Linked DNA regions of Mus musculus: region 1 is linked to region 2. The links are chromatin contacts, found by POLR2A ChIA-PET in ENCODE. All regions are on one chromosome and are shown on one strand. The core of a region is the stretch at or near the end of the contact, and the rest is flanking DNA. Distances in the headings are between cores, read along the strand shown. Region 1 overlaps Gpr107 (G protein-coupled receptor 107). Region 2 overlaps Fnbp1 (formin binding protein 1).

Region 1 (2,928 bases), core at 109-2,608, 38 kb after region 2:
GCCTGGGTTGGGTCTGCTTCTCTGGTCCAAGCCAGCACTTACCTGTCTGGGCCTGTTTCTTCCACAGTAGCCTGAGCAGAGCAGCACCCGCCTTGTAGAGTTGTAGGGAGGCAGCTCCCTGTTGCAGAGCACTCCTTAGAGCCCTGCTGGGTCCTGTGCAGGAGGTGGCCAGTGCATCCTCTCTGTTGCTGGTGTCTGGCAGGGTCAGCCTTGGGATGCTCTGGCAGACCCTCTCTGTCCCCACATGAGGATGTACTGTCCCATTGTCAGGGAGCTTGGCTGCCATTTCCAGGAGAGTAGCAGGGAGAGGGCAGGAATACTGAGCTGCCACCCAACTTCTCATCCTCTTGAGCTCCTGATCCTCCTGCCACTGTCTGCCAAGTGCTGGGGTGTGCTACAGGTGTGTACTACAGGTGTGCTACAGGTGTGCACTACAGGTGTGCGCTACAGGTGTGCTGCTGTGTCAGGTGCATGGTGCTCCTCATAGAGCCTCAGTGAGGCTTTGTTTAAAGATGAGGTCTCACTGTGTAACCCTAGCTGTTCTAGGCTTGAACTCACAAAGACCCACCTGCCTCTGCCTCTCATGTGTGTCTGCTGTAAACTTCCTACATGTTGGACAGAGTAGAAGACTTATACTCTGAAAATGGAAGTTTGGGACCAGTGAGATGGCTCAGCAGTGAAAGCCTGATGACCTGGGCCCCCCATGCTGGAAGGGGGGACTGGACTCCTACAAGTTGTCTTCTGACTTTTTCTTTGTACTGTGACATGTGCATACACACACAAGTAAATAAACAAAATACAAGAAAAAAGTAAAATCCGTATGTGCTGAACATAAATGTACAACTCAGGTTATTTCCCCAATGTAAACACACTGTAGCCAGCAGGAAACAATTATTAGTGCTTTTACAGTTTTCTCAAGCCTTGCCTTTCCCTCAAGTGACTGGAAAGTCCCTTTCTCTGAGGAGCAGTCACCGTCCCCTCCAAATCCTGTCGTGTGTGTGTGTGTGTGTGTGTGTGTGTGTGTGTGTGTGTATTGTGAGTGGGCTTGCTTTGCTCTGCAGATTGCTTCTCTGTGGGAGTGTGGGTTTGCCTCAGTCTCCTGTCACTGGGAAGTGAGAGGCAGCACACTGCTCCAAATGCCTAGCTGAACTCTGCAGTAAAGGAAATTCCCAGAGGACCAAAAAAGGGAAGAGGGAGTTGAAAACACTGGCTGGAGCGGGGAGGGGAGGAAGCGAGTGCCATTCTGAGATATTGCAGGAGTCTGGAGAGAGTTTGTATTAGACCGTTGCTGAAGGCCAGTGCTCCAACCCTCAGACCTAGCTGGGATGGGGAGCCAGAGTCAGCCAGGGAATAAGACCCTCCTGGTGGCAGCTTTCCAGGGCATTGTCTCTTGGCCTTGTGGGTGGGGCTTATCCTAGTCCCTCAGAAGGTCCCATTGACAGCCCCTGAGGCCTGGAAACTTGTAGCTATAGGCGAGGGTCCCATCAACAGCTGCTATTGTTTGGGTAGCTCCAGCATTATGAGTAAAGAGCCACCTTGTCACAGGCAGTTCATGTAGTCTCAGTAATGTCACATGTCAGGACGAAGCTGTGTTAGAAGGCTTTGCTGATATCTTGTCCTGGTCCTGAAATGTGTTGTCCTGCATCAGTTGAGACATGGAGCAGGCAGGGGTTGGGCATGTTTCTCTGTGGGCTGAGGCTTGAGCACGCCCGGGATTCCCCCTGCTCAGTTGTCTGTCTCCACTTGACTTGTTCCTGGGAGGGCCTCTGCATTAGCTTCTGCCCTAAGGCCCAGCATACTGGTTATCACTTAGGGTCAAGTGACAAAAGTCTGGGAGGAGCTGAGGGCAGCAGGGCGCTTGTACTTACTTCAACACTCCCCTCCCCTGCCAGAATTGGTTTCTTTTATACATTACAAAATTTTGGGGGTGGGGAGTATTTTTTTAAAGATTTATTTATTTTATGTATTTTATATACACTGTAGCTGTCTTCAGACATACCATAAGAAGGCATCAGATCCCATTACAGATGGTTGTGAGCCACCATGTGGTTGCGGGGAATTGAACTCAGGACCTCTGGAAGCGCAGTCAATGCTCTTAACCGCTGATCTATCTCTCCAGCCTCATAAATATTAAATTTTAAATTATTCTTAATTCTATGTAGGTGTATGTATCTGCATGTGGGTGTGTGCACATGAATGCAGGTGCTCACAGAAGCCAGAGGCAAAAGATCCCCTGGAGTTACAGATGGTTATGAGCCTCCTAATGTGGTTGATGGGAGATGGTTGACGGAAGAGCAGCAAGTGTTTTTAACTGAACTAGGTCCTAGCCTCCAGCCCCCTATGTTTTTTTGAGGGGCCGTTGTTTGTCTTTTTTTTTTTTTTTTTTTTGGTTTTTTTTTTGGTTTTTTGAGACAGGGTTTCTCTGCATAGCTCTGGCTGTCCTGGAACTCACTTTGTAGACCAGGCTGGCCTCGAACTCAGAAATCAGCCTGCCTCTGGGATTAAAGGCATGTGCCACCACTCCCGCTAGTCTTTCTTTTAAACAGGTTCTCACTATATACCCCTGGCTGGTCAGGAACTCAGTGTAAACCAGCCTGGCCTTGAACTCACCCTCCTGCCTCTGCCTCCTGGGTGGGTATTAAAGGTGTGCACCCTGTGACTTGGCCTCCTCTATAAAGTTTTGCCTACCAGAAGACAGGCACTCTTCTTTCAGGAAGAATGCAGGCTGATTAATCATGGTTCACCTTGCTGTGGGATTCACATGTCAACTTGACCCTGACCAATTTGCCCAGAGCCCATACAAGTATGCTGAAATGAATGAGTCCACAGTTGCCCTCTGCAGGGCTTTGACATCTGTCGGAATCCTTTTCAACATTTAAAGGGTAGCTTGTGACAGCTGGGTCTGTCTTTGCACCTATGTAAACTTAG
Region 2 (3,006 bases), core at 105-2,604:
GTGCGCCACCACTGCCTGGCTAAATTTAACATTACTTTAGCTTTGGAGTTAGGCTCTCACTTTGCTGGCATACATACATACATACATACATACACACACACACAGAGACACACACATGCAAACACACTCACACACTGAAGTGCTGTGTGTGTATATAAAAGTCAGAAGAAAACCTGTGGGAGTCTTTATTCCTTCCACCATGGGGGTCCCAGGAATTGAACTCAGTCCATCAAGACGGTTGCCAGGCTTGACCATGCCTCTTTTAAGATACAAGGCCTCTTATTCAACCTGGATGACATGCCAGAAAACTTCTGAGGTCCTCCTGTCTCCACAGTGGCGGGATTACAGGCACCCACCACCATGGCCGGCTTCTATGGGTGCTGGGTATCCAAACTCAGGTCGGCAGCTCTTGTGAGGCAAGAACTTAACTGGCTGACCCATCGTCCAATCACAACCAACAAGTTTTGACTTGGCAAAATAGACCTGGGTATTTTTACCGGGAGAGTCGTGCCCAGTACACTAATGCCTTCAGGAGGCCTAATAGCCTACGGAGTATGTCTAATGATGCTGTTTATGTGCCACTGTGCAATGAGCCGACCTCTGCAACCCCCCTATTAACATTATTAGCGTGTCTTTGAGTTGCAGTGTGGGAACTGAACATAAAAGTTCTAAAGAGTTTCCAAGCTCAGAAGCCAGCATAACTGCCATCAGTCACATTAGTGCTTACCCACACTCCTCGGGACGCCTGATCAAGGAGCTTTGTTGGGCAGCTGAGCCCAGAACTGTAAAATATTTATTTCATTTACTTGTGTGTTAGTTTGCCTCGTGCGTGTGAATGGCCGCGGAGGCCAGAACAGGGTGCTGGATGTCAGAGAGCTAAGGTTACAGTAGGCAGTTGTGAGCCACCATGTGGGTCTTCTGTGGGAGCAGTTAGTGCAGGTAACTGCTGTCCATCTCTCCAACCTTTGGCTTTAGAACTTGTGAAGGGTTGGCTGAAGAGATCTGGGGGGGTGCAGTCTGGTTCCACTCAGTTTGTTGACTAGACTAGAAGCCAAACACCACAGCTGGCAACACACAAGGAAATGGCAAATCTTAGCGGTCAACTTAAACACATCTGTAATCGACGAAATCCTAGGCAGCCAGGCACTCCTGGGAGGGATCTTTTTGTTTACATTTTTTTGGAATCATAAATACCCATTTTTAAATGTGGGTGACACACCTCCTGGTGGCAGCCCAGGACTAAGGACATGGAAGAGGGACAGTGCTTTGGGAAGGCTTGCCCTCACTCTTGCTAGCAAGATGAGTTACTCTGCCAGAGCGGCGGCATCCCTTCTCAGAAGGCAGGACCTGAATGACGATGAGAACAGGGCCACACCTAGGCCTGGCTGGGGAGGGTTTTCACTGTAGATATGAGGAAGAGGACAGCCAAGCACAAGGACGGGTCCAGTGTGAACGTGGCCAGCAGACCGAACCGAGACCATAAAGTGAGTGGGGAGGGTAGATGCAGAGGAGAGAGGGGAGCCGTGGCCCAAGAGGCCAGGCCAGGGCAGAGCCAAAATGGCTGAGTTATAGAAGGAAGGGAGGCTGGGAGAAGGGAAGCGAAACTCAGGCTCTGGGAGAGAGGTTGGGGGGAGGGAGGCAGTGCTGGGTACTGAATGTGGCTGGGAAAGCTGGCCAGCAGCCACTTTGATGTGTTAATAGGTGCCTCAGTTAGCCATTTGTTCCGGGTTTCTTACACACACACACACACACACACACACACACACACACACACTATACATACATACATAAATATAATGATATATAATAAATCTATTTTTCTGCCCTCTTTGTTAGCTCCTCTTAGTTAGGCTCCACCCAACAGTTACCTAGCAACAGCCAGGTAGGCCTGGCTTGCTATAAAAGGGACTGTGTGGTCTCCTTCACTCTCTTTTCTCTGACTCTCTTCTCTCTCTGACCCCTTTCTCCTTCTCTCCCCTTCTCCCCTCCCCCCCCCCCCACCACATGTTCTGGTCAGCCTCTTCCCTCCCTCCTCTCCCCTTTCCATGCCCTAAATAAAGTCTATTCTATACTAGACCCGTCTATCATATGGCTGGTACCTCAGGGCAAGGGATGCCTCAGCACGGACCTGCTGAGGCACCCCTCCCACCTCACCATACTGCACTCTACAGAACATATCCTTGACTTGATAAAACACACCACTCTTCTCGATCATCCTCTGGGGCAGACTTCGCTGTGTCCCATTCAACAGCTAAAGGAACCCAGGTTGAATGGCTTGTTCAAAATGACTCAGCAAGTTTGTAACTGGAGAGGAGCCATGGAGCCTGGCTGGCTCCAGAGCCAGGCTATTGAGCAAGACCACACAGTCTGCAAAAACCTTATAATAATAACAATGACAATAATAGTAACAATAACAACAACAATAATAATAATTAGCTGGGTGTGGTGGCCTATACTTGCAATCCAAGCAAACAAGAGACTTAGACAGGAGGATTGTCAAGAGTTCAAGACCAGCCTCGGCTGAATAGGAAGTTCCAGGCCAGCTTAACCTACAGAGTAAGACCTTGGCTCCAAAAAAACACAAAAAGGCCAGTTGTAGTGGCACACCGCACACCTTTGAGCCAGGCACTTAGAAGGCAGAGGCAGGTGGATTTCTGTGAGTCCCAGGACAGCCAAGGCTGCAATATGAGGCCTTGTCTCAAAATAAAACACCAAAGAGAAACAAAAAACCCTCAGACAGCAGTCCAAAATAGCCAAGCTAAAGCAGATGTCTTCTTTATAATCCTTCCTCAGAAATCTTATGGTATTGCTTCCACAACACACATCAGTATTGACATCGTAATTGACATCTGTTGTGGGACAGAGACAGGCTTGTGGCCGGCTTCGCAAAATAGAATCTGTTGGCCACATGAGGTGAGTTCTCTCAAAATCAGATTTCTTTCACAAGTTGTCAAGAGGAAAATTAGACAATAGTAGGTCTGTGGTAACAAGGATGTCAGTCGACCA

What was found. ChIA-PET counts read pairs that join two places held with the same protein, here RNA polymerase II (POLR2A).
Region 1: POLR2A ChIA-PET joins it to region 2 with 20 read pairs in embryonic stem cell. The contact joins two enhancer-like sites. POLR2A ChIA-PET finds 5 or more read pairs at or near these places in 3 of 5 experiments (Patski and embryonic stem cell).

What each region holds. Positions count from the first base shown.
Region 1 is chr2:31,164,006-31,166,933 of GRCm38, forward strand. All of the region lies in intron 1 of Gpr107 (G protein-coupled receptor 107), which reads left to right. Among named protein-coding and RNA genes, the nearest start is that of Gpr107, 13 kb to the left of the region's middle. Within about 2 kb of position 1,359, at least 2 of the 3 ENCODE cell types and tissues checked have a DNase peak (open chromatin) inside an H3K27ac peak, as active enhancers do.
Region 2 is chr2:31,125,842-31,128,847 of GRCm38, forward strand. The region is part of intron 1 of Fnbp1 (formin binding protein 1); the gene reads right to left. Among named protein-coding and RNA genes, the nearest start is that of Fnbp1, 15 kb to the right of the region's middle. Within about 2 kb of position 1,355, at least 1 of the 3 ENCODE cell types and tissues checked has a DNase peak (open chromatin) inside an H3K27ac peak, as active enhancers do.